7 separate regions of the Homo sapiens genome follow, and all the other regions are linked to region 1. The links are chromatin contacts, found by Hi-C or POLR2A ChIA-PET in ENCODE. All regions are on one chromosome and are shown on one strand. Each heading gives the region's core, a stretch centred on a gene start or an enhancer-like site at or near the end of the contact. The rest is flanking DNA. Distances are from core to core; before and after follow the strand shown.

Region 1 (3,864 bases), core at 487-2,986:
GGCAGAGAAGGAAGTGGATATGTGAGCGTTTCCACCAAAGGTTTCCTGAACGCTTGGCCTGGGTCAGGCACTGGGGCCAACAGGGTGGCCGAGGCAGGGCCCTTACTCCTCAGGAGCTCCTGAAGACCCAACCCTGCAGGAGGAGCCAGGGCCCTGAGTGCATGATCCTTGCTTGGCACAGAGTGTGGGTCAGGTGTAGGAAAGAGTCGGTCGTCATCAAGGAAAGAACACTGTCTTTGGAGATAGTCTCAGACCTGCGGTAAGTTGATGTCTGCCTGCCCAGCCTCTGCACAGAGGGACAGTGCCCCAACTGCATCCTGGGATGGCAGACACAGTGCTGAGCATGTCTGCTGGTTGAGGGCAGCCCACTCCTTCCCATGGTCTCATTAGGACCAAATAAGTTCACGGAAGGGAAGATTCCTTGTAAGCTGAAGTGCTGAGAGTTAAATTTAATCAGAGCCCCAAGGGGGAAAACTAACAACTCACCTTCTGGAAGTCTCGAAAATTTTCATCCAAGTGACACTGAGGCTGAGGCTCCGTTGGTGGAAACTCTGAAGAAGTGTTTTCCAGATGGAAGTGAATAGACCTAGGGTTCTCTAGAGGTGCATGGATGGAAATGGCTGCGGGGCGGGGGACTGGGAGGAGCGGCAGAGACAGGAAGAGCCAATGGCATGTGGGGGCGGCCAGGCCAGAAGGACACTCCCTGGGGTCTGTACTTCACCCTCAGTGAGGCAGCAGGGTTTCCAGGGGGAGCCTGCCCCAGTGCCCTCTGAGCTCACTGAGCTTTGCCCTGATCAGTCAGCCCCACTCTTTTTGCTTGTTTGTGTAATGAAGCCCACTGAAGATAAAATTGCATTCAGAAGAAAGAAAATTATGACCTCAAGGGGAAGCAAAGAGAAACCCACAGTGAATGGGGAGCCCCTGGAGATTTTCTAGCAGGAGTTGGTGTGCTGTGTGCCCTCCTTTCCTATTCTCTATGACAGAGCCCTGCGTAGCCCCCTGAGCTTTGTCAAGGCTGCTGAGAGGTTTAGGGGCAGGTGCAGTGTCAGGAGTCCCCCAGCCAGGCCCTGGCACTAGAGGCCATGCGGCCAGACTTGGATGTGGCAGTGGTCTTGGGGCAGGTGCTGCAGGCTCTACCACTCTTCAACTGTGTCTTCCTGTTCTCCTCTTCTCCCATCAGCAAGCTCACCCCCTGGCTTTTGATGCCAGCCTCCTTTGTGGTGTGGCAGGAATGTCCTGGGAAGAGACAAGGCTTGACCACGTGGATGGAGTGGGAAGACAGGAGGCACTGGGGACAGCATGTGGCTGGGGTGAGCTAGTGGGCGGTGGTACTTTCCCCAAAGTCCAGAGCACTGGGTGGGAGCAGCGCTCAGCTGTAGGGATGTCTGGTGTGAGGTTCTTCTGGGCACCTGGCAGAGATCCCAGGTGGCAACTGGCAGAAGGTCCCCAGCTCAGAGTGGGCCCTGCATGGCGTTGTATGCTGGTGTTCTTTTGTGGGCAGGACACCTGCAAGAGGGCTACAGCTGGAGAAATGGGTGGGGAGGAGTGGCTGTTGACAGCTCCCTGGGCCCAGAGAGAATTGAGTCAGAATTGGGGAAATTGCAGAGCGAGCTCAAAAGCAGAAACCCAGTTGGGGGAAAGTACTGAGCCCAGGGCTCTAAATGACTAATGCAGAAATGATGTTAAGTTTACCTCCAGTCAGAGTGAAACTTTGGGCAGCCCCCGCTCCCTACACGCAGCTGCCCTTCAGGGGAAGTGAGAATTGGCCCAAGCCACAGGTGACCATGACAGGACCTTGCACTAGCTGAGACCCGAGGGTTTAGGAAATTATATGAGAAATGAAGCAAGAGATGATTATCTTTTGACAGCCAAGTCCCCAGATGGAATTTAGATATTTGAACTAGGCCTAAGGAATGTCTGTCTATTAAGTGTCTGTAGAAATTTCTGTCATCTGCTTGCACTTGCTGTTTTACTCTGCTACCATTCTTTTCTCTCTCCATCTCGTAAAAAAAAAAAAAAAGCTACATGAAATGATTTCCTTCACGGATTTTAACAAGCCAGGACACAGTGACAGCTATTAGAAATTATAGCTGACAGGGCTGGGAGACAGCTGTACAGTTTGCTGGTGACCTTGCACAAATGAGTTGTTTTGGGTGGAAAAGCTGTTGCTTATTTACAACACTGAGGCAGAGTTGTTGCTTTTGGATCTGAGTTTTGCCATCCTCCTTCCTGTGGGTGTTTTCACTCATCTACCTCCCTACCCACCCACCACACACTGGGTACGAGAAAAGGTAAGAAGAAAAGACTGGGAGGATCAGAGGATATGAAGGTCAGTCCCCAGACAACATCATCGAAGTTCACCCCATCACTATGTTGATGACTGAGGAGGGAAAGCCAGGTAGGGATTTAGGATTAACCTGAGTGCTGTTCTACATTCAGCCTCCCTTGCTAGTCTCCCTGATGGGGACTTTCCTTTGGTGGGTAGTATGAGGGGTTCTTTGAGTTAGCAGAGTCCCTTCCATCTGAAGAAGCTGAGGCTCAGGGGAGTTTCCAGGCAGTGAGACCCTAGGTCCGGAAGGTTCCCTGATGTGGTGTCCCACATAGCTGCTTCCTCTTTCGTGGTTAAAAGCAGATGGCAGACAGCACAGTCAACCACGGTCATCTCTGAGGCTGACTCAGAGCAGGCAGGTGTTTTTTTGTTTTTGTTTTTTTTTCTTGGCACAGGGAAATCTAAATGAGAGAAGAAATATTTATAAGTGATGGCTCTGGAAGCTGCTTGTGGGTGGACAGTGATGCCCTTCCTGAGTGGGGAAGGCAGGGGCATTTCTGCTGCTGTCCTTGGGCACTGCCTTTCAAGAGCACCACACTGCCCCTTGCATGCACCCACAGACAACACTGAGTGACCGGCCTCCATCCTCACTGGTCTGACCTGGAGGCAGCTGACTGAACCAGCTTTTAGGAGGCACTCATGTGAGTTTGTGTTAAACAGAAATGATTGAGTTGATTGGGTTCAGGAGAGAGACAGAACTGGCATCAAAATCACCTTCCTGGCACATATGTTCTCAGTCCTCCTGGTTTTAGCTTAGGCCTCCACACTGCCAGAGACTCCCTGAAGATTTTCTGATACACAGATGCTGCTTTGGGGCAGCACGTGGAACTGACTCTCTTTCTCCCCAAATTTGCTGTAACAGCTTAGTCCCTTAACATTTATAACCAATCAATTCATGACAAGAAATAGAAAGTCTTCTAAGCACAAGAAATTGCTTTTTGACTCCAGGTTAAATATTACCAGATTTAATGAAAATGCATATTACTAGAATTGAGGGGGTGTGAAATTTGGTAGTAGTGAAAAGGAATGAGAGGAGTACACGTGGCAGTGCTTCCCAGTACCTTCCTGGGAAGAGAATGCTGACAGGGTGTGCCAGAAGCCATGAAAACTTCCATGGAAAGGGGAGGAGCCTCCCTCAGATTGCTTTGAGCTGTATTTTTCCACACCAGGGTATCATTTCCAAGCTGGTGGTTGTAACTAGTGTAGTTTCTAAACTTCTGTTTTTTGTTTGTTTGTTTTTCTGGTTCATTTTGGATCACAGGTTCCATATTCTCACTCTCCATAGAGACACAAAAGTACGTTGTAGAGAATGTTAACTGCATCTTTAGGTTGAGCTTTACTTGACCATGATTCTCAAGAATAAACCGACACAGCACACAATGTAACGACTTAGCAGGAGGCTCTTAGAATAGTGGGCATGCGCCAGGTGGTTCGCATACACTGTTTCATGTAAACCTCAAGGCAAGACAGAAATACCTCTCTCCAGTCTGTAGACAAAGAACCAAAGCTTAGAGACCTTCGGTGACCTGACCATG
Region 2 (3,579 bases), core at 961-3,460, 5.2 Mb after region 1:
ACATACCACGCTTCCCATACACACATACACACCATACATCCCATACACACCACACATCCCATACACATATAACACACATACACACTACACATCCCATACACATACAACACACATACACACCACACACCACACATCCCATACACACATACACACTATGCACCACACACCACACATCCCATACACACATACACACCACACATACACACTACACATCCCATACACACATACACACCACACACACACCACACATCCCATACACACATACACACCACACATACACACCACACATCCCATACACACATACACACCACACACCACACATCCCACACACACATACACAACACACCTCCCATACACACATACACACCACATACCACACATCCCATACACATACACAACACATATACACACCACACATCTCACACACAACACATATACACACCACACATCTCACACACATACACACCATACATCCCATATACATATCCACACCACACACCACACATCCCATACACATCATATATCCCATACACATACACATCACACATACATACCACACATCCCATAAACATATACACACCACACACCATATATCCCATACACACCACACATCCCATGCACACATGCACACCACACACACTACACATACACACCACACATCCAATACACACATATACACCACACTCCACATATCCTGCACACATATACATATTACTTGCACACACACCACACATACACACCATATATCCTATACACATATATACACCATACACCACACATCCCATACACACACACACACCACACATTACACATCCCATACACACACATACCCCACACATACACACCACATATCCCAAACACACATATCCACCACACATCATGCATCCCACACACATATACACATCACATGAACACACCATACATACACACCGCATATCCCATGCACATATACACACTGCACACCACACATCCCATACACATATACAGACCACACACACACTACACATCTCACACACATATACACACTACATATGCACACCACACATCCCATACACATATACACAGCACACACATACACTACACATCCCATTCATATACACACACCACACACATACACACCCCATATACATATACACAGCATACACATATACACTACACATACACACACACACCACACACATACATGCACACACAAACATATGACACACACAACATACAACTACATGCATAAACATACCACATGTACATAGATACAAACACACACATGCCACACACATACATATACATACATCACACACCACATATACCCCCCACATATATACAGACACCTGCACACACACAACACATGTACCACATGCACATATACACAAACACACACACATCAATTTCAGTTTTCCAAGGAAAGTTATTAAACTTCTGCTGCCTGATCTCACCGGTCTATTCCAAAACCTAGTACAAGATGTTATCTGATATAGCACAAAAGTCACTTACTTTAATCTAAAATCAAAACTGTCATGAAGTTCTGTGGAAGACATCATGATCCCTAAACATTTTGAACTATTTGACAAATTAGCAGACATAAAAATCCTACCCAAAACGAATCTGGAAGACTGTAAATTAAAATTTACTTTGAAATGCGAAGCAATGAACCTGTTACATGATGGCCTCTCTTATCAAACATGGAAAAGCTTAGAGGTGGGCAGATCATTTTGTAATACTATATTTCATGTTTGGGAAATTTGAAAAAGGGGAGGCTTTCCAACCGGGATCATCTGGGTTTGGATATGTTCATGCTGACAATACCTGCTGTCTTCACGAGGCATTCCAAGATAGTGGTAGTAAATTGCAAGATGAATAACATAGAATTTTCAAAATTTGCTCCATGGACCACTGAACAATAATTCAACTATGAAGGGGGAAAGGAACTAAAAAAGCAAGGTGAACAAGAATCCAAATAATATGCTTTCAGTTATTCCTCAAAGAAGAAAGAAAAGAAAACTTGAAAACCAGTACTCCAGCCACTTGAAGTTCGGCAAACAGTTCTCGGCTTGAGACTTCTCTCACATTTGAACATGCTTGAGTTCAGCTGCAGCTAATGCTCAGATGCTGCTAGATAATATTTCTCCCCAGCTAAAATGGGGTTTATCGGTTCAGAAGAGATGCATTTCGCAGATAAAAACAACTTCCTCTAGCTGCTGATTAGATAAGCAGGCTCCGCATCCGTGCTCAAAAGCCTGCTGCCCAATCTCCAGAGCGGCTGCTTTCTTTCCATGGTGAAAGCTGTCCCCAGCACCGCTCCTTCCCTCCCAGAGTGTAGAGGACTGTTACCACCATTTGTCTACCCACCCCCCTCCCCCGACTACCGTGCTGGTCTTCTGCCTGAAACTGTAAAATGAAGGGGAGATTTGGCACCAGAATAGCCAATTTAAAATATGGTAATCCTCTTACAATTCCCACTGCAGTCTTAGAACTCATGGCTGAGTAAAGAAATTTTTACTTCAATTGAATGAATAAAAAAGATTTATGCTTTTACACACTCAATCATTTGTTCTGGAGTCCAGAGGGAAAATACCTAGATTTCTTTTCTACTTTTTTTTTTTTCAATTAGGCTAGGGTAAATCAAATTCTGTTCAAACTATTCAACATGAAGGACCTAAGTTGTGCTGATTCAGTTTCTATCTCTCAGTGCTGCCAGGGAGCCTAGAGCCTATGCCTCTGAACACCACACTGTGAGATGCAAGCTGAAATAAACCACTCATGAAACCATGGCGATCCCCTCCCAACTTCAGGAGTTGGCTGCTCCAGTGCACAGAGCCAGAGAAGCACATTCTGGAATGTACCAGGGCATATAGAAATATACCTTATCTCCCTATATTCAAACTCATGTGTCCTCCCGCCTGAATAACTACTGCCTGAGGTTGTCCCGATTATCAAGCCAGGTAGCAAGTCATTTAGTAAGCCCTGTCCCAGGCCCATATGGGCCTCAATCCTTTGGCCTTCCACGGATTCAACCAACCCATCTCCACTTACATCAATCATGGTCCCAGTTCAGTCCTACAGCATTCCTGTGCCTCTGCCCTGGGTTTTTTCTTCAATTCTACTCTAAGCCCTAAATTTGCTTGTCCTCTTTCTCAGGGGTGGCCATCCCGTTTTCTAGCCTGCAATCTTTCTTCTCTGTCCTCTGGTCTTTTGCTCCTCTGTTCCACCCACCCAAACGCCTCCCCTGCTGCCTGATTTCATGGGGGAGGAATGCCCTTACTCACACCTCCAGACCTGTGGGCTTGTCAATAGAATCCTAGTGGCTGAGGACTCTTGGTTAATTTAGGACACGGAAATGTGTACAAGAGAGAAGTCAGTAACTGGCAAAAATGTATGTATAAAGGAGGAGGAAAAAAATGCAAGGATTACTGAATACGGGAAGAAAATAACTAAGTTTTTACTTTTCTCACACAAAACACTTATCTGCTCTCCAGACCCCAACCCTGACATAATTCCTAAACAAAAAACTTTTAAGAGCCCCTGCTCAAGAGTTTTCAGAACAAGTCTCAATTCATTTTTTTACTTCTCTAGCATGTGTGC
Region 3 (3,927 bases), core at 622-3,121, 5.3 Mb after region 1:
CTAACAGGGGAGGATTGCAAGCATCTTAAGGCAGTGAGACTCCTGGGATGGAATGCCAGGCAGTGCAGACTGCCCTTCTGGGGACACACATCTCACACAGACAAATCCTGCTCTGGTCTGGTCTCCTTCAAACCTTGCCTGTCCCCTGTAAAGTATGCGCTCTTGCCCTTTCCCGCATTTCAAATGAGGAAAGAAGGCTGGTCCCTCTCTGGTACCCAGCAGTAGTGCTCATGGCAGCTGCTTGTTCATGGCTCCTGAGTCTCCCTGCACCTGCTATGTGTGTTTGCACAGCTCTAAACCACACTTGCCCCATGGAACAGCCCTCCTAACTGTCTTTCCAGTAGGTGGGAATTTCACTTCCTTATTTCCAGGCATAAATTATTGCAGATGCAAAATTGCGACCTTGTTTTAGACACAAGTGTTAAAAATATAGCTCTTAGATATTCAACAATACTTTTTATCCTCTCCTTTGAGCAGGAGGTGGCCTGAACTCAACTTGTTGGCCAATGAGGCCCTTGGCTTAGCAGAGCATGAATTTTGAGAGAGAGGTGGAAGGAGGTCAGTCTCTGGAGCACGTCATGAAGGTGGCATTTTGCTGCTGTTCCTCCTTTCATCCTATTCCTTAAGAATAACTACAATCTAAGATACTAGGCCCTATGGGGCACTGGAAGGGCCAATTGCCCACCATCCATCTTGCAAGGTAGTGGACACATAGGGTTACCTGGCACACCTCTGCCAGACAGGGCTGCTACATAATTTGTAGGGCCCAGTGCAAACTGAAATTAGGGGGTCCCTTGCTCAAATGGCAGGAAAAACATTTCTTCCTTCTTTCTGGGTCTCTCTCTTGTCATGGTGTTTTTTACTTGCTATTTAATGTCACATCCCTTGGACACAGGAATACTCATGGGGAGATTGCAGACACTCACAGGTACCCAGGGCCCTGTTCACAACTGTGTAGGCCCAACCATTCCCATGCACAGGCTCAGGTCCCCTCCCAGCAGATGGCAGTGGTTGCTGGGGGTTGCTTGGGCAGGTAGCTGAGAACCCATCCCTGGGAGGGGGAGGCACCTGGAAGGGAGCCCCACATGAGCAGAGTCTCCGAGTCCCCAATGCATGCTCCATTGCTTCGTCAGACTTTACGGACAAAACACAAATTCAAGGTAAATTTATTCACAGTTTCAAGACTGCAACCACAGAGCATTAACTGTAAAACCCTGAGAGACTGCACTGCTCGCAGGCCCATGAAGCTGCTCCTGTCACCAGGCTTAGTGGGTGGCTAGGGAAAAGAAAACAACCAAAAACACAGTGACTTGGATTTATCAACATTTGTAGGTTCATATGTTTGGTCTTTATGAGTTATGTGATCTTGAAAAAGTGGTGTAACCTCTCTGAACCTCAGTTTCCTCATCTGTGCATTGTGGCTAATCACTGCCCATGTAACAGGGCATTGTGAGGATGGAGAAGTCACAGAGTGCAGAGGCCTCATAAACTGGAGGGCACTGCCTTGGGAGGGGTTCCTACCCTGGGCAATTGATTGATTGGCTCTGGAGTTGCAGCTGCAAAGGCATGCTGGCCTCTCCAGTCTTGCAGTCAGGAAGGCTGAATGTGGTCAGCTGAGGTGCTCACTGCAGCCTCAGGCAGGCCTAAAGGTGTCAGCTGCAGAGTCTACTGCTGGCCTTGGCTGGCTACCTCTGATCTAGCATATTCCTTCTTTAACTGTTCTGCAACCAGGTAGGCCTCAGCTAGGCAAACCAGAGTCTTCTTGACTTCAAGCTGAGGAGCATCTTCTGAGTGCCTCCTGCAGCCAGACTCTTTGCTGAGCTCCAGGGATGGGGGATAGACATTGCTCTGTCCCCCAGGGGCTCAGACCACAAGCTACAGCAGTGAAATGCAGGGGCCTCGGGAGCCAGAGGAAAGTCCTGAAGAAGCTCGAGGGGAAAGTGTGCATTTCAGGCCCTGGGCTGAGTCTAAAATAAGGGAGTAGGCAGGTGAGAGAGGGAAGAGGGGCTCTGGATGGAAAGAGAGACTGCAGGGGCACAGGAGTAGGGGAGAAGCAACTCTCAATCGTGGTTCCAACTAGGTGGGCTTTTCTTCCTCATTCCATAGTGAAGCATCCTGGGTTCTGATATGACAGGTGGCAGCTAAAAACATCTTGGTTTTGCTTAGAGCTCGTTGTTGTGTGGTGGGAAGGTGTTCATAACAAGAAACAGCCTCCTCCTTTCTACACACCAGCTGAGCTAGAACTCTATCATGCAGCAGTGGGGCATTGCTACCAGAATGGCTGCTCTTGAGGGAAGGGGAAGACTGAAGATCAAACCATGCATGGTTCACAGTAATTGGTGCTCCTTCCCAGTTCCAGTTGAGCAATGTAAAAGAAGGTGACTAACAAGACATTAAACTGTGTGCATGTTTCAAAGCACACCCAGGACAGAGGCTCTCGGAACCCACAGGAGCCTGTGGTTTCTGAAATATGGGTGGGTGGCTTCCTGCAGCTGCAAGGCATGCTGGGGAGGGGAGATGAGATAGGCCGCGGCCCCGCCTCACCCCCTCTTCCCGAGTGGTTTGGCGCGGGTGTGCCCAGCCTGCTGCTCCTGGCCAGGCAGTTAGAGTGGAGGGAAACCTCCCGTTACCAGGAAAGCAAATAATGGGCAGATCAAATAAATCCATGTGGCTAAAATGCAAAAACAGATAGAAATCTATCTCAGGCCAGTGCCTGTGGGAGCAATGGGAAGAGATTCATTTTATTTTGCATATGTAGACAGTGATTTTAATGTTATGTAAATGCAGCCAGCGATTCCTAATTGCTCCTGAAATGCACGTGTCAGGGGCTCTGTTGCAGCACAGGTTGCTAATGATAGAAATAAGCTGTGTTTTTTACAAGGAAGGCTCGCGATTACCAGCTTTTGATTTTTCTTTTTTTTTTAAATTACAAATTTTAATTAGGACAAGCCAAGGCAATGAAGGTGGAGGGGCAGGACTGCAGAAGTGCCTGGGGTAGAGACAGCTCAGAAGAGTCACCTGGGCATGGAGAAGGGGTGCCACAGGTGGCCTTGCGGCTCTGGGTCAGCCTGAGAACAGACACTCCTGATTTCAAAGTGTAAAGTGTCATTCACCCCCTCTGAAGCACTTATCCAAGCTGACATACTGGGAAGTCAGGGTGGGAGGCAATAGTCTCTGGTTTCTCCAGGAAGATGAGCTGTGATGATCTTTCCCGGCAAAAAGCCGAGACTCTCAAGAGCAAAGTAGCATTGCACAGGGGCAAAGAATGACAGGAAAGTCACAAGTGTTGGGTGATGCAGACCACACACTTGGGGCAGGAAGAAGAGTTGGTGGAGCCCACCAGAAGGGAGGAGGTGAAGACCAGTAAAGGCAGTACAGCCCTGCCCCCTACCCCTCCTGCCCTGTGCTCCAGCACAAGCCCAGCTCTGTGACCCTCTTAACATAACACCCTCTCTGAACAGAGCAAGAGCCTCTCCCTCAGGCTGCAGGTACAGTGCCTGTCTGCTAGGCGAGACCCACCACCTTCAGAGATGCCACTTACCCAGGACACCCTAGGCTGTAGTGATGGCCTTTTCATCAAGATTATCCAATCTTTATCCCAGGACTAAGCCAGACCTCCAGAAATGTACATACCTGGACCCAATTCTCTGCCTCTCAAGACGACGCCACAAAGCTTTTCAGACTTAGATTTTCCACTAAGGATTGTTGAAAGAAACAGCCACATGGAATAATTGTTATTGTGGCCATTTTTTTAAAAAAACCAGGGATGTTATTGATAATTTTGCATCCTATGCATATATACCTTTCTAAAGCACGGGGCCAAGGAATGTGATTTTTCCTGAAAAGCAGCAAGATCCACTGTGACCAGACTGTGAATTGTGCAAACTGGAGTTTTCCTATTTTGTCCTGACTTAGACAAGCCAAGGA
Region 4 (3,882 bases), core at 1,269-3,768, 5.2 Mb after region 1:
TGAGCTGCCTCCAGCTCCCCTCTCTTTTCTGACAGTGAATACCTCTCTTCACAGTGCTTGCCCTGACACAAGGAGTCTCTTCCATAATTCTGACAAGCTGAGTCTAGACAAATGAAGTAAAAATGAAAATGCAGATAGATGCCTGTCAAGAATCACAACTTTACTACTTTTCTAGCAGCCCAAATTTATAGCTGTTAAAAAGCCACTAAGTACACAGCGTGCCAAATTAACTGTACAAAGTACTGAGGGTCACTCAAAATTAGCCTGTCTGTTGGTAGCACACAGTAATTCTACAAGCTTTAAGAACAATTGTAGTTGCCGGGCGTGGTGGCTCATGCCAGTAATCCCAGCACTTTGGGAGGCCGAGGCAGGCGGATCATGAGGTCAGGAGATCAAGACCATCCTGGCTAACACGGCGAAACCCCGTCTCCACTAAAAATACAAAAAATTAGCCAGGTGTGGTGGCGGGCGCCTGTAGTCTCTGCTACTTGGGAGGCTGAGGCAGAAGAATGGCATGAACCCGGAAGGTGGAGCTTGCAGTGAGCTGAGATTGTGCCACTGCACTCCAGCCTGGGCGACAGAGCGAGATGAAAAAAAAGAAAAAAGAAAAAAATTATAGGTCTCTGAGACTTAAACAACTGCCTTACAATGTCTTTCTGTTGGTTTGCTTTTAAGCAAATGCCTTCCTTCTCCACTGGTACTCTAAGGGGGATTCTTTGTCCAGTGATATTTCATATGTACTGAGTATTTTTAGTGTGCCAGGAAAAGGCTGCAAAGAAAAGGATACTGGTACTCACTGGCTTTATCTAATCAACCTACTAAGTTTCTGGCATTGAAGAGGCAAATGGTTAAGCCTCATAAGACCATGGGTGTTGTCTGTCTTGTCCACTTGTTTATTTGAGCACCTGGCATAGTGTCCAATGTAGAGCTAGAATTCAACACCTACTTGCTAAATATGTAAATGTGTCTTTAACTCTCCCAATTAAACCCAAGGCATCTGCATCATTATCTCCATTTTATAGATGAGAGAACCAAGGCTAAGAGAAATAGCTTTCCCCAGGTCACACAGCTAATCAACCACAGAGCTGACACTTGAACCCGTGCAGTCTGATGGTGATGCCTCTTTCTCCCTAGCACTCTTGCCCATCAGAATGTTGCAGCCCAGTGCAGGGGTCGCACACTCCAAATGCATGACAGATAAGGATGGATGCTACTTATATACTGCTAGAAACTAAACATGATCTTTGTAATACTCTGCACTAAAGGCAAATTTCATCATAAAACTTCTACAGTAAAGTTCTGGTTATTTGGCCAAATGTATGCTATTTACTTTTTCCTCCCTGACAAGTGAAGCTACACTAGAGTTACATTTGGGGTTATTTCCTTAAATACTCAATGATGCTTATATTGAAGGGAGTAGATACATGGGGGAGACAGGGACCAAGCCTGTAATTTATTTAAAATGCCTTAGGTCACAGACCTCTTTAATAAAACCCATTATTCCTGCTAAGAGACAAGTCCTTTCATCTTCAGACTGGTAGATTTTACTTTTGCAAATCTATCATATCACTGTGAATTACACTGTATTTTAAAAAAGGAAATGCTTCAAGAGAAAGCTAAGGCAATGTGCAAAGTCTTTGTATCTAGTCAAAGAGACCTTATAGGTTTTCGTAACAATTTGACAAAACAGGTTGAGAGAACATAAAAACTTCCGAGCACTCTTATTTCATTTCTGATTCTTTTCATTTTTCAAAAATTAGCTGCCAATCTACACATTTTCATGATTATTCCACAGAGTATTGCTGGTGCAAATAACAATGAAAAACAAGATTTAAACAGGAAAGCAGGAATCCAATTTGGCTTTCACACCACCCTCCCCCGACATTTAACTGAGCCACAGAAAACTCCTCCTGCGGTTTGTTCCACTGTGAAACTTTTTGAGGGCAAATCAGCTCAGATGTGCAATTCTGTCCTAGCATTTTTTATTTTTATGGCCAGGAACTGATATGCAAAAGAGGAAGGGTCAAAGGGAACTAAGGAAACCTTTCAAAATACAGTTAAAAACTATGCTGTTTGAATGTTTTCTTGGTAAAGAGGTATTTGATACAGAGGGAAAAGAAACAGAACATTTTAAATGCCACAGTGGAGCCACCTGTTTCAAAGTGAGGTATAAGAAAAGATGGCAGATACTGTATTCAAAAAGTTGTTTTAAAAATAGAGAAAGTGGAGTTGGAGACAGTCCTCTGTGTTCACGTTTGTTGCTGCAAGAAGCCCAGGGCTGGAGTTCAAGCTGGCCATGACTGTCTGTCCTGACGTTACAGGCATATTGTATTGTCTCTACCCTCTCATAGGGGTGCACGGTTCACACGGAGAGGAGAGGCTTCCCGTCTATACTACTGTACCATCCACTCTTAAACTAATACTGCTGTTTATTGAGCCGCCATGGTAGAAGCATACACAGTCAAAATTGATAGAAGCTTTTACAGGCCCTCTTCTGATTTGGGCCATCGACATGAGCCACTTCCTAGGTAGCTTCCTCAAATATAAATGGCGTTTCACACTTCATCACTTAAGTTAAAAAAATCTAAGTTTAGAATCATTTTCTTCTGCCCTCTTACCGATTTCAGAGGACCTTCATGCATGGTCAGGAGCTGTGCAGCAATATGAAGTGCAATGAAAATAGAACCTACAGCTTTACAAAACACAGAAACTGCCTCTAAAAGAAGGGTCCACACAGACATGCCCCAGGTCATTATTTTTTTGGTAATTTACTATAATAAGATAAAGAGACAGAGGACCCCAGGAACTGCTGTGTTCCCATTATTTTAAACGTTTTTTTCTTCATTTTTTTTTAAAAAGAGAGATAAACACAAACTTATAACAGTAAGTTTTTCCCTCAGCAAGGCCATATGGTGTCACAAAGAATGCTTTATCTTGCCTTCTTAGCAGTTAAATTATCTTAACGTACAAGTAAATCATTTCAGGTGGACATTTTGAAACTCAAACTTAACACTGTACATAATAGAGAAATCCACTTGTATACCCGTAACATTTCAAACAATGCACCTGTAAAACTGAAGTTTCTGCAAAGCCATTTGACTTCTATTAAAATAAGTGCTTGTGTGAGTTTATTTGGCAAAAGCTATATTTTATTTAGTCCCAAAGAAGTAAAATTATTTAGATCTTCACAAGAACATCCCATTGTTTATGAACCCATACGTGTATATTTATTAAAAATAACCTGAAGTCATGATTGATTGATTGGCCCACTGAGGACACATTCCTAGGTACTATAAATTTTCCTCAACTTATTTAGATACAGTATCTACCATTAGCAGGTGGTAAGACAAGATCTACAAAATCTACATATAAATACAGAAAGAACATGTGTTCTAGAGTAAACACATTAGGGGATTCATTGTTGCACATATATCTATTTACCTCTTATTCCTTGCAATATAAAAGGCTGCTTTGGCCTGACCTATATACAATAATGGGTATTTAGTCTTTCCTCCAGAGAGGATGAAAAGGTGCAGACATCCTGATGGGTGTCTTCAAACTAAGGTAGGCCACTTGGTTTCCTACTAATTGGAAATTTTCCCCAAGGGACTGAATTCTGACCTCTGTTTTGTTTACGACACCCACAAAATTATCAGCTATCATCAAGATGAGATTTTTTTCATAATAACTATAAGAAATTAATCTATGTTGAACTATACCCACAGTATATGGAATTTGATTCAAAAATCAGGTTCCTTAAATTGTAGTTTGGTCTCTTAGTAGCTTTACTTTGAAAATTCACCTTGCTCATCACCCCACCTTCGAGGGGTTCCACTGAAGTCAAAATGAGCTGTGTCTCAGAAGGGCAAAGGGAAGAATAGA
Region 5 (3,427 bases), core at 295-2,794, 5.2 Mb after region 1:
TCACTATGCTTTACTTCAAATCCCAGCTGTTGGAGCTACCTTCCAGAGCAGATGATTTGGAGAACTTGACAGAAGATTAGGAAAAACCAATGTCTGGCCCTTTCTCTCTTCATGTAGTACAACTAGGCACCAGTCCTATTTTTGTTTTTGTTTTATTAACACAATTTTAATTGTTCACAGTGAACTAATTAAGATAGAAAAAGCTCCAATTAATACACCTATGGCTTAGAAAGGGAGAAATGGGTACTTCTAAAGAGTACAAGAAAGGAAACAGCAGGTTCAAAATGATGGTTCTTTTATGGGATTAGCTTTTTTTTTCTTTTTTGAGATGGAGTCTTGCTCTGTCACCAGGCTGGAGTGCAGTGGCATGATCTTGGCTCACTGCAACCTCCTCCTCCCGGGTTCAAGTGATTCTCCTGCCTCAGCCTCCCGGGTAGCTGGGACTACAGGCGCGCACCACCATGCCCAGCTAATATTTGTACTTTTGGTAGAGATGGGGTTTCACCATGTTGGTCAGGATGGTCTCGATCTCTTGACCTTGTGATCAGCCCACCTCGGCCTCCCAAAGTGCTGGGATTACAGGCGTGAGCCACTGTGCCTGGCCAGGATTAGCTTTTAAATGATTGTTTTGGTGCCATGTGCAATCTTCCTGGATCCTGAGGTTGGAGCATTTCCTCAGCTGCCCTGCTAGGCCTGTTTCATGTCAGCCAACTTCCGGGTCCAGGATCTCCATATAACAATTTAGGGGAAAACATTCAACAGGTTGAAGAACAGGCTTAGGGATATTTTCCCAGTGTTGTAACCTTCTTGCTTACTCTTTTTTGGAAGAAATACTACTTTTTTGTAAAAATGATATTTGCTGATTCTAAAGACACTGAGTAGACAGAAGCACTATGATGGCACCTCTAGAAATTACCCCCAAGTTTTATAATTTAAGGAGAATCATATGCAAAGAAGAAAATGCAAAAATGATAATGAGAACGGGGTAAGAAAGCTTGGTTCATGCTTTAAAAGGAGAAGGGAAAGGGACATTCAGGCAATCAAGAAAGGCTGAAGAAAACTAAGAGGGCTGGAGGAACAATGATTAGATAGGAAGGCTCTTGTCAGGGATCGTGGCAGGGGTGAAGAGTGTGAGGTCCTCAATATAAGTGAAAAATGAAATTTAATTTTGTCATTCCAAATTTTATTCTAATAAGGGAGATTTGTGCTGGATCACTGGGCCAAAATGATAAGGAAGGGAAATGCTACAAAATAACTGGGCTGCCCATAAGAGTGTGGGTCACACGGCGGGCAGGAGGGGCTTGGGGTGTGTGCATGGAGAGCCACCTTTCCATATCTAGGCCCTGTCAGGACATGCTGGGGCAGCGCCGGGCAGAGCCACATGGTGATGACTGGCTGTGTTCCCTGCCACATGGAGAGGAGAGGCACAGCAGGCAGTGCGGAAGGGACGACATGGGGCTGCGGAGCTCGGCAGTCGTCAGAGTGTCTGCAGCGTGGGCCACAAGGCAAGAGCCTTTGATCAACTGTTTAGCATGTGCTCTAGCTGATGTAACTGCACACGTGTTTTAGATGTGGTTTTCCCAGTAGCACACTCTTACAGAAGCAACAGGTTAAACTGTTGCTGCCGGTGTAAAAGGGAGTTCGGCAAAGTGAAGGACTAAAGACTGAAGGAAATGTTTTGACTGTTAAGCTGGACTTGGCTTCCTGAAATGGGGTTATTGTATGTGCATTTCACACGTTCTTGAGGTGTAGGACATATCACTTCTGACTTCAAATGAGAACAAACATGCAAAGAAAGGGCTGAGGAGTTTAAATCCATTTCTGTGGCCTTTGTCCACCTAAGCGATCAACTGAAGAGAACTCTGGAGGCTGTGCTCAGCTCCTCCTCAGGCTCTGCAGACAGACACGGCCATTCCCTCTCATCCCCAGGGCTGGCAGGGTGTCAGCCTCAAAGATTCCAGAAGCCCAGGCCCTGCTTCAGGGAGGCCAGAGATAAGTAATCTCCCCCAGGACACACAGAGGGTGGATCCTCTGCTGTCCCTCCCTTCCAGAAGCCCAACGGGTCCCTGTCAGAATTCCAAGCAGAAGGTGACTCAGCACAGAGGAGGAGGGATGGGAAGAACAACTCAGTTGCCCTCTTAATCCCGCCGCTCTCGGCCATGGGTACAGTCCTGCACACTTTGTGTCTTTAAGTGGTTGCTAATCTTTAAGGAAGGGGTATTTGTGTAATACTCTGCTGAGAAATCCTGGGGAGTCAGCCAGCCTCTGGTGACCTGACCCCACTACAGGTGGAGGTCAAGTCTTCAGTCCTGCCTTGGCAGTTTCTTCTGCCTTCCTCCCAGAAAGTGGATTTCTCAGGCATGAGCTCAAGCTGAGAGTCTGGTGATGGTAAAGATCAGAGTGCAGGCAATCTGGCATAACTGTAGCTGAACTGGCTGTCTGCAGAGGAAAGCAAGGGGCTGAGGAGCGTGGAATTGGGTGGGTGCATCTGGTCTGGTGCACTGGTGCACACACATGTGTACATGAGTGACCACGTGTGCACGTGTGTACATGTGTATGTACATGTGCAAATGACACACAGAGATCGCCCTTTCTACACATATATTTAAAAAGGCAGCTCAGTAAAATCGACTCACAGGTAGAGAGTCCATTATTTACTGTGACTTTTCCATGCAGAAGGACAGTGGTGCGGCCAAATAGGCAGCAGTCTCCACTGTTCGGAATGTCAGATCAGCTCCTCCTCACTCTGCGCACATTCCCCCGCCTGCCAGCTCTGTGGGCAGAAGGCTGCAGGAGTCAGATCTGGTCTCTACAAGACTCAGAAGTCAGGATGAAATTCATGTTTCCTCCATTTCTTAACAAAGAAGCACACCTGTAGAGATTTCTGAGCAAGGAATTGTGACTTGTTGCAGAATTTATTTTATTTTATTTTATTTTTTGAGACAGGATCTTGCTCTGTGGCCCAGGCTGTAGTGCAGTGGCTCGATCACAGCTCACTGCAGTCTTGACCTCTTGGGCTCAAGCAATCCTCCTGTCTCAGCCTCCCGAGTGCCTGGAACTATTGGAATATGCCACCATGCCCAGCTAATTTTTGTATTTTTTTGTAGAGACAGGGTTTTACCATATTGCCTAGGTTGGTCTGAAACTCCTGAGCACACATGATCCTTCCACCTCAGTCTCTCAAAGTGCTGGGATTACACGTGTGAGCTACCGCACTTGGCCATAATTCTGTATCTTGATAAGAAACTCACAAGTGGCTGTGAGAAGACATAAGGAAGGAGATGTGGCTACTTTAAGCCGTTTAACGTTTCATGTAAACTTATGTCTAACCAGGGAAAAAAAACTCCAAGGACTTTGTAATATATAGTTCTCTTAAGAAACTCTTTAAGGCTTTTTTTTTCTTTTTCTTCTTTCCCTTCTCTCTTCC
Region 6 (3,629 bases), core at 28-2,527, 5.4 Mb after region 1:
AACTGGACCTCAGTGCAACTGAACTGAATAGGAAGGACCATTGGCATTACTCCCAGCCCAGCCAGGAGAGCCTCATTAGCTCACAGTGGGCTGCAATTATACAGGGTGGGGTGTAAGTGCAGGTTCAAATCAATGTGATAGTCTTTTATTTAGAGCCATTCTATATCAGCTACAGTTCTAGGCAGACATCAAGCTGACTTAGCTCCCAACAGCTTTCACACTAATACTTTTAATTTAAAAAATGCACATTTAAATGTTTAAAGATCCCAAGTGAACAAAGACCATGGATGCGACATAAGGGAGGGGGGTGTGAGACAGACACATTTAATTCCAGGGCTGCCCTGACCAGCTGTGTGAACTTAGACCTCAACTGAAGTTTTCTCAGGCATCCTCACCTATAATTGGCCATCAGTCAGGGTAGCTGCACTCCCTTGGAGGGTGCTGGGGGCGATGTGATGCAAGTAAAGGCCTGGCACAGTGCCCAGCATGCAGCAGGTGCAGACCCATGTGAGAGGAGCAGCAGGTCATGGATGGAAGTTAGGGTGGGCAAGGGGAGCAGAAAGTGGGAGACGGAGGAAGAGTAGTAAATTCCAGGCTTGGACTTTAAGGAGGGTCAGCCCAGAGGGCTGAGAGAAGGGAAGGACTGCAGAGAACTGTGAGGCAGATGTGGCTGGAGGGGAAAAGACAGGAGTCCATTGTGAGTTGGGGTTTGTCTGATTTTATTGTTCAATGACAAATGCAAATAAAACTGGAATCATTTTGCAATGACTTTGATCACTGGATTGCATTTTTCTGAATATCATAAGATGTCGTGGCCACAAGATATTTTTTAGGAATTGCAGGTTTATTGATTATTCTCTTCATCTGGTGGGTATATTCTTTCCTCCTGTGTTCTTGGGATCTTCAATTCTTCCATTTAGGAGGGAATGTAGAAACAGTATAACTCAAAGCTCCAAGAACCCATTATTTGCCAAAGGCAGAAGCCACGTTTAATGTGAGTTAAGGCAAGAGCTTGCCCTGGGGATTAAGAGGCCAGTTCTCTGGACTTTTTACCACTCATGAAATGAGTGATCTTGGCTCTTTATGCCATTTCCTCTGGCCTCAGCCTCCTCATCTGCAAAATGGGGATAGAACTTGCACCTTCATTTCTGGCCTCATCACACTATTTGAAAAACAAATGAGGGAGTGTGTGAAAGTAGTCTGAAAAGGCAGAAGTATTGGGCTGATCTAAGGAACTACTATTCATAGAGTTATTCTTTAACCTGGGTTGTGGTAAAATTTTGTTAAGCTGCAACACAGTCCAGCGACTGACAGGGAAGCCCCCTTTTCCATGGGAGACATGTGCCAGGGGCTGCCTGGGGGTCCATGTTGGACAATTCCTCTTTATTTGCAAATGCTTCCTCAGAGCAATCATTGAGGTCAAAAAGCACAGTAAATATGAAACCTTGTAACGTCCTTAGATAAAAGATTATAACTTAGTGGAGGATGGTACCTCATAGGCAGCTGCCTAGTTTGGAAAAACAAGCAAATGGTGACTGCAAGTGCTGGGTTTGGGTTCAGAAGGCATGGGCTGTGCTGCTCTGTTAGCTGGGCCTGCACCTCACCTTTGCTGAGCCTGTTTATTCTTTGGAAATACAAGTGTGAGATGCATATATGTTAGATCTCAGGGCTCTCTCCCATATATGTAAGATGTATATATATATATATATATATATATATATATATATATATATACACACACATATACACACACACACACACACACGCACATATATATATATACATATATATATATGTATATATAATCTACAATAGAGTCTGTTACAAAAGAAAAAGTACCCCAACACTCTTTCCATATCCTTGGGAAAGGACAGAGATCTGCCATTACAGATGATTCAATTTTTATGTTCCTTGTACTGATGACTCATGACTGCAAAGCACTGAAATTATATGGGACTGTAAAATGGTTACTAAAAGGGACTGAGCTTATCTTCAAACTTGTTCACCGAGCCCTTGCAAAGAATATGGATCTTATACTGAAGAGGATAAAAACAACAGATTTGAAAAACAGGATTCTTTTTTTTTTTCATTTTTGAGACAGGGCCTCTGTCACCCAGGCTGGAGTGCAGTGGCGCGATCTTGGCTCACTGCAACCTTCACCTCCCAGGCTCAAGCGATTCTCCTGCCTCAGCCTCCCTAGTAGCTGGGATTACAGGCGCTCACCACCAAGCCTGGCAAATTTTTGTGTTTTTTAGTAGAGATGGGGTTTCACCATGTTGGCCAGCCTGATCTCCAACTCCTCACCTCAGGTGATCCACCCGCCTCGGCTTCCCAAAGTGCTAGGACTACAGGTGTGAGCCACCGTGCCAGGCCTGAAAAAGCAGGATTCTCATCTCAGTCTTACCTTAACTTTCTGCTTGACACAGATTATAAGTGCGGATGAATTTGCATCATTTTAAAAAAATTCCTGAACACTACCCAGATCCGGTCAACAGTTCATGTTTGTTGAAGAAACAAAGATAATTGTTTAGCTATACTGAGCTTCAATAATTTTTGTTGAACCCAATGACTATTTTGGATTCTTTCTATTTCCTAAACTAGTCTCAAGTTATAATAAGTTAGGAACTGCAGTAGAAACTGCGTTAACATTTTGAGTTCCTGAACTCTAAATGCCATTTAGTAACTGGGCATGCCTACCAAATTCAAAAATAATTTTAATAAGAAAACTCAGGCAACAATTTCATTTTTAGTGATTTGTTCCAAAAGAATGCATGGATAAGTGTACAAACATATATGTAGAGGCTGTTTTTGCTATATTGTTTACAACAAGAAAAGTATTCAGGGCTTGGGCAATATAAACTTGTTATAGATTTGGTGGGATACATCTAGCCATTAAAAAGATTTTAATATGCAAAAATATCTAGTGCATATTTCAATCTTACATACACACATACACTCCACCTATCCATGCACACACAATACACTTGTACATATATGTTGCACACATTCATAAATGCATGAGGGGAAGAGTCTAAAAAGAAATCAAACTTTTAATATTGGGATTGAAAATGAAAGAGATATTTTACTTTCTACACTTCAAAAATATCTGAATTATTTTCATAATGAACACTTTTGGAAAAAAGTTATTTGTGGAGCTTCAATGTTACTATTAAAGGTGAGCATAAATACTGAGCATAACCATTGGCTCACCAAACCTCTGTAAATTCACATAACACTTCAAGAAAATGATAGCCATAAGTTTAAGAACTTTTTAAGAATGTTTACATATTCTGACCCCAGAATCCTTTTGAAGGAATGTCACTTAAGTAAATAATTTCAAATCAAGAAAGAGTCATATAAAGAATATGGAAACAATTTACATATGTAACCTAAGTGAATGAGGCAGTTACAGTACATCTACACAAATAGAAGCTATGATAAGCTCATAAAAACATGTACCCATAATTATGTGGTAATGTTATAGTGGTAAAAATGTTCTGTGTAGTGTGATCATAGCTATGTAAATATACAAAAGCAAGATTAGAAGTGTGTATGACAGATGGAAATATGCCAAAATGTTAATAATGGTTATGAATAAGAGTTTGGTTATATTGTCATTGTTATTAATA
Region 7 (3,914 bases), core at 343-2,842, 5.8 Mb after region 1:
GGCGACGGGGGCGGGGGCAGCATGCCCAGCGTCGGTGCACGGCCGGGGTTCTTAGACATCACAAACTGTGGAGCGATACATTGGAAGCGAAATCCAAGAACGACACCGGCCGGCGTGTTTCTGATGTAGTCGTGATTAGTGTTGGAGATGGCCAAGGGCGGCTTGCGGAGCCCAGGGAACGCAGCGAGCCAGGCCCGCGCCCCCCTGCAAAGCTCTGCCTTGAACCACGTAATTCAGGCACCCAGGGTGTCCCTCCCTAGGTCCTGGCCACATTTCCCGAAGGTTATTAAATGGAGAATTCAGCAGTGGAGTTAGAGACGGACGAATGTACAGGAAGATAAGAGGGAAACTCTTCCTCATTTGCTTTAGGGGGTTGTGCTGGGAAAATGCGGGGAGGTTAAACAAAGCTTCTCCTAGGACTCCACGATTCATTTCTAACAACTTCTTAAAAGACTCCCGTCTCGGGAGCAGACGCCCCCTCCCCGCTCTCTAAGCCCCGCTGCATGAAAGGATGCCCTCGGCCCCTTGCCAGAGGGCCGGGTCGGGGATTCCCGGGGCTTCAGCTCCTCTGCCGGCCCGCCCCTCCGAGCCTTGGGAGCCAGGTCGCCGGCCGCAGCGCTCAGTCTTGTAGTGTCCTGGCTGCGGAGCAGAAGCGCCCGGGCAGCACCAAGGTGTGCAGTGCGGGAGGCTGGGGCCCCAGGGCGCAGAGTGGGCGCGAGACCCTCCTACTCGCTGGATCCCGGCCAGCCTTTCTGGATTCCAAAGTTTCTGCCGCCCAAAGGGGCTGGGAGAGCCCGAGACGCCGCAGGACACCGGCAATCCAGCCTCTCTCCGCCTCACTCCCCGAACGCCCCCACTCTGCGCACTCCGGTGCGTCTGTCCCCTCCCCCTCAGCCCTCCTCCCTGAGGGCTCCGGACGTGCCCGGCCCTGCTGACCCCCTGCCCGGTCCCTGCCGACCTCAACACTGGGCGAAGCGCCCATATTCACAAACTTGGGCGGGGGAGGGGGTTCCTCCGGAGCAGCTGAGCGGCTGAACCCAGCTGGAGCGCGTCCGGCCGCGCGGGGACACCCAGCATGCACCCTCAGCCCTGAAGACCGGCGCCAAACCTACATACATGAGCGCAGGGCGCGGGCCGGACGCCGGGCTCGCAGCGGGCGCAGGGGTAGCAGCGGCGGGCGCGGGCCCGGGTTGCCAGCGCCCATCCTGGGCCGGCCGGCGACCCGCGTGGGGCGGACCACTAACAGCCCAGCCCCACCTGCGCGCTCCGCCTGGCGCGCACACCGGGCTAGGGCGTCTCTGGGGAGTCGCTCATCGCGCTGTCAGCTGCCGGTAGTCGCGGCCCCAACTCGCGTCAGTGCCCGCGTCGCCCTCAGTCGCTCATCCTCCGGCCTCGTCCCCGCTTCTCCGAGACCAAGCGCGCCCCGGGGGCCACCCTGGCGCCGCCTCGCTCCTCTCCGCGGAGGGGTTCGGGGAGCTCTCCAGACCCGGCAGCCGGAATGTCTGGGCAGCCGTGGCGCGTCGGAGGGAAAAGAGAAGCCCGGAGCGCGGCCGGCGCGCGAGTGGCACCGAGGCCAGCATGGGAGCTAGCGCGCCCGCCTCCCGCCTCCCCCTGCCGCAGCCGCCTCCGCCCGGCTCCCGTTCCGCTCCCTCCTCTGCTGCCCCCGCTCTGGAGGCCCCGCCTTGGCCCGCGCTGCCCCGGGGGAGGCCCTCGCGCTGCCCCCGGAGAGGCCCTACCGCCGCACCCGCTCCCTTTGCTGCGCCGGACCAACCTGTCACTCGTCCGCGCGGCCGCGTCCCCACCTCCGCAGCCGGCCGCAGACCCTGCCAGGGCTGCCATTCTCCAGTCGAGTCATTCACTTTGCGCTGGACCTTTCATCTTGGCTTTTCTCTTTTCTTTAATTTCTTCCTTCCTAATTGGCCCCCTCTGGCTTTCCTCTTTGTGGACAGCTTGTTTCAGCTACTGTGTTCAGATTGGGATTCGAAGGCCGTGTTAGTTTAGCAGACTGTTGAGACTTTCTCGTCTTTGCATTCAGAAACCCAGAGAAATAGACGTTTACGAGTAAGAAACGTAAAAATCTCAAGCGCGAACTTTCTGAATCTCTGCCAATCTCTCCCCGCTCCCATCTTCCTCTTTCTGCCTGCTCTCTCTTCTACTACAAATAGAAACCTGTTTCCTAACTTTGCTAGAATCCTCAACTGTTAAGCAGAGGCCCGGTTGTTTTTACTCTTTGATCTTGTGTAAACGAGAAAACGTCAATAGTACCTGTTCAAATTAATCCCCGAAATTGAATTTTCATGGAAATGGCCCATGGCAGTGGTTCCCACTCACGGCATTTTAGAATCCCTGAAAGTGCTCGGACGGTAAACAGATAAGCTTCCCTGCAAGGTCAGGCGCTCTGGCTGGTGGGAACTGGGGAGGCTGGTTTGGGACACAGTTATGTCTATCTTTTAATAGTATAGACAAACAAATCTTAGCTGAGGTGCTAGGGAGCCCTCCTTGAAAGCCTGAGAAGGCTGCCCCTCCACCCCCTCCAACACATACACAACCAACAGGGCTGGATGGAGGATTTCTTTCTCTCTCTCTCTCTCTTTTTTTTTTTTTTCAGACGGAGTCTCGCTCTGTGGCCTAGCCTGGAGCGCAGTGGCGCGATCTCCACTTACTGCAAGCTCGATTCCCGGGTTCATGCCTTTCTGCCGCCTCAGCCTCCTGAGTAGCTGGGACTACAGTCGTCCGCCATCACCCCCAGCTAATTTTGTTTTTGTATTTTTAGTGAGACGGGGTTTCACCATGTTGGACATGATGGTCTCGATCTCCGGACCTCGTGATCCTCCTGCCTCGGTCTCCCAAAATGCTGGTGAGCCACCGCGCCTGGCCTGGATGGAGGATTTCTATGTACAGGATGATTTGAGCCCTTCTGCTGTTTCAGTTCTCACTCTCATTTTTCCTTTTTTTTTTTTTTTTAATGTTTTAGAGACACGATCTCACTTTGTCACCCAGGCTTCAGTGCAGTGGCATGATCACGGCCCACTGCAGCCTCAAACTCCTGCCTCAGACTCCGGAGGAGCTGGGTGTACAGGTCACCACACAGGGCTAATTTTTTGTTTGTTTGTTTTGTTTTGTTTCGTTTAGGTTTTTTCTTTTGTTTTTTTTTTGTTTTTTTTTTTTGGTAGAGATGGGATCTTGCTTTGTTGCCCAGGCTTGTCTTGAACTCCTGGCCTCAAATGATCCACCCGGCCTCTCAAAGTGCTGGGATTACAGGTGTGAGCCACCACACTCGGCCCTTTCGTTTCTTGTTACCCTCAGAAAAGAGACAGGCCACATTTGCTGTGGCTGCAGCTGCCTACCCACCCACCTGCCTCTCATCACATGCTCTAATCAGTTATGGCTTCTGTGTCTTTATGATGCTCTAATCCAAATATCACACCTTTCACAACACCACCAAAATAAAAACACGGCTCGAGGTGTGATCATATGTAATGTGCAAAATGGGCCCTCGGTTCTATAAAATCAAGTGCTTTTATAGCATTGGTTAGGCTACAAATTTTGTTATTTGACTTATTAGCTAATTCTGTTCTTGTCATTAAACATCCTGTTTGTTTTGTTTTGCCAACAGTACTCTCATGTGGTTACGATGGGGTAGCCCCAAACACATGTGACTAATAAGAACGAAACAGTAACATTATGTGTCCAGGATTCTAACTGAAAAATTGATTGGGGGCTCAGCTGAGGAAATAATGATGTCCCTTTATTAATCCCACCTCAATCACCGGTCTCTCTGAATCAGAAACTTCTTGTCCCAGCCAGCTGCTTCCAGTAGAGAGCCATGAATATGAGATAGCCAAGTTTTCAAGAAGAGGCCTGACAAAACTGAGGATGAATTAAGTGACCAAGTGTCCAAATGGCTTTGTTCT

The links. Hi-C counts contacts between places; a loop is a spot of excess contacts on that map. ChIA-PET counts read pairs that join two places held with the same protein, here RNA polymerase II (POLR2A). Pooled maps may share reads with other maps.
Region 2: a loop to region 1 is called in a map with no recorded cell type, with 6 times the contacts of the local background. The contact joins two enhancer-like sites. A Hi-C loop is called at or near these places in 6 of 37 single-sample maps with no recorded cell type and 5 of 50 pooled maps. POLR2A ChIA-PET finds 5 or more read pairs at or near these places in 2 of 52 experiments (activated B cell and common myeloid progenitor, CD34-positive).
Region 3: a map with no recorded cell type shows a loop between it and region 1 (7-fold over the local background). The contact joins two enhancer-like sites. A Hi-C loop is called at or near these places in 9 of 37 single-sample maps with no recorded cell type and 9 of 50 pooled maps.
Region 4: a map of B cell shows a loop between it and region 1 (6-fold over the local background). The contact joins two enhancer-like sites. A Hi-C loop is called at or near these places in 1 of 168 maps with a recorded cell type or tissue (B cell) and 1 of 50 pooled maps. POLR2A ChIA-PET finds 5 or more read pairs at or near these places in 1 of 52 experiments (activated B cell).
Region 5: a pooled map shows a loop between it and region 1 (2.4-fold over the local background). The contact joins two enhancer-like sites. A Hi-C loop is called at or near these places in 3 of 37 single-sample maps with no recorded cell type and 7 of 50 pooled maps. POLR2A ChIA-PET finds 5 or more read pairs at or near these places in 1 of 52 experiments (CD8-positive, alpha-beta memory T cell).
Region 6: a map with no recorded cell type shows a loop between it and region 1 (8-fold over the local background). The contact joins two enhancer-like sites. A Hi-C loop is called at or near these places in 3 of 37 single-sample maps with no recorded cell type and 4 of 50 pooled maps.
Region 7: a pooled map shows a loop between it and region 1 (13-fold over the local background). The contact joins the promoter of VWC2 here to the enhancer-like site in region 1. A Hi-C loop is called at or near these places in 3 of 37 single-sample maps with no recorded cell type and 2 of 50 pooled maps.

The regions. Positions count from the first base shown.
Region 1 is chr7:55,532,288-55,536,151 of GRCh38, reverse strand. The region is part of intron 1 of VOPP1 (VOPP1 WW domain binding protein); the gene reads left to right. Among named protein-coding and RNA genes, the nearest start is that of VOPP1, 38 kb to the left of the region's middle. RefSeq lists enhancers at 1,066-1,225, 1,246-1,855, 1,896-1,955, 2,296-2,365, 2,436-2,555 and 2 more. Within about 2 kb of position 1,736, at least 21 of the 41 ENCODE cell types and tissues checked have a DNase peak (open chromatin) inside an H3K27ac peak, as active enhancers do; they include B cell, where a contact is called at or near this core.
Region 2 is chr7:50,332,107-50,335,685 of GRCh38, reverse strand. The region is part of intron 3 of IKZF1 (IKAROS family zinc finger 1); the gene reads right to left. Among named protein-coding and RNA genes, the nearest start is that of IKZF1, 29 kb to the right of the region's middle. Within about 2 kb of position 2,210, at least 7 of the 41 ENCODE cell types and tissues checked have a DNase peak (open chromatin) inside an H3K27ac peak, as active enhancers do.
Region 3 is chr7:50,265,580-50,269,506 of GRCh38, reverse strand. No RefSeq gene overlaps it. Among named protein-coding and RNA genes, the nearest start is that of IKZF1, 37 kb to the left of the region's middle. RefSeq lists an enhancer at 2,341-2,440. Within about 2 kb of position 1,871, at least 8 of the 41 ENCODE cell types and tissues checked have a DNase peak (open chromatin) inside an H3K27ac peak, as active enhancers do.
Region 4 is chr7:50,310,844-50,314,725 of GRCh38, reverse strand. All of the region lies in intron 1 of IKZF1 (IKAROS family zinc finger 1), which reads right to left. Among named protein-coding and RNA genes, the nearest start is that of IKZF1, 8.1 kb to the right of the region's middle. RefSeq lists enhancers at 1-226, 2,443-2,592. Within about 2 kb of position 2,518, at least 5 of the 41 ENCODE cell types and tissues checked have a DNase peak (open chromatin) inside an H3K27ac peak, as active enhancers do; they include B cell, where a contact is called at or near this core.
Region 5 is chr7:50,358,773-50,362,199 of GRCh38, reverse strand. All of the region lies in intron 3 of IKZF1 (IKAROS family zinc finger 1), which reads right to left. Among named protein-coding and RNA genes, the nearest start is that of IKZF1, 56 kb to the right of the region's middle. RefSeq lists enhancers at 912-1,429, 1,430-1,949. Within about 2 kb of position 1,544, at least 5 of the 41 ENCODE cell types and tissues checked have a DNase peak (open chromatin) inside an H3K27ac peak, as active enhancers do.
Region 6 is chr7:50,143,724-50,147,352 of GRCh38, reverse strand. All of the region lies in intron 7 of SPMIP7 (sperm microtubule inner protein 7), which reads right to left. Among named protein-coding and RNA genes, the nearest start is that of SPMIP7, 50 kb to the right of the region's middle. RefSeq lists a silencer at 1,517-1,566. Within about 2 kb of position 1,277, at least 3 of the 41 ENCODE cell types and tissues checked have a DNase peak (open chromatin) inside an H3K27ac peak, as active enhancers do.
Region 7 is chr7:49,771,316-49,775,229 of GRCh38, reverse strand. It overlaps VWC2 (von Willebrand factor C domain containing 2), which reads right to left and starts at 1,592. Exons shown (of 4, transcript NM_198570.5): 1 at 1,117-1,592.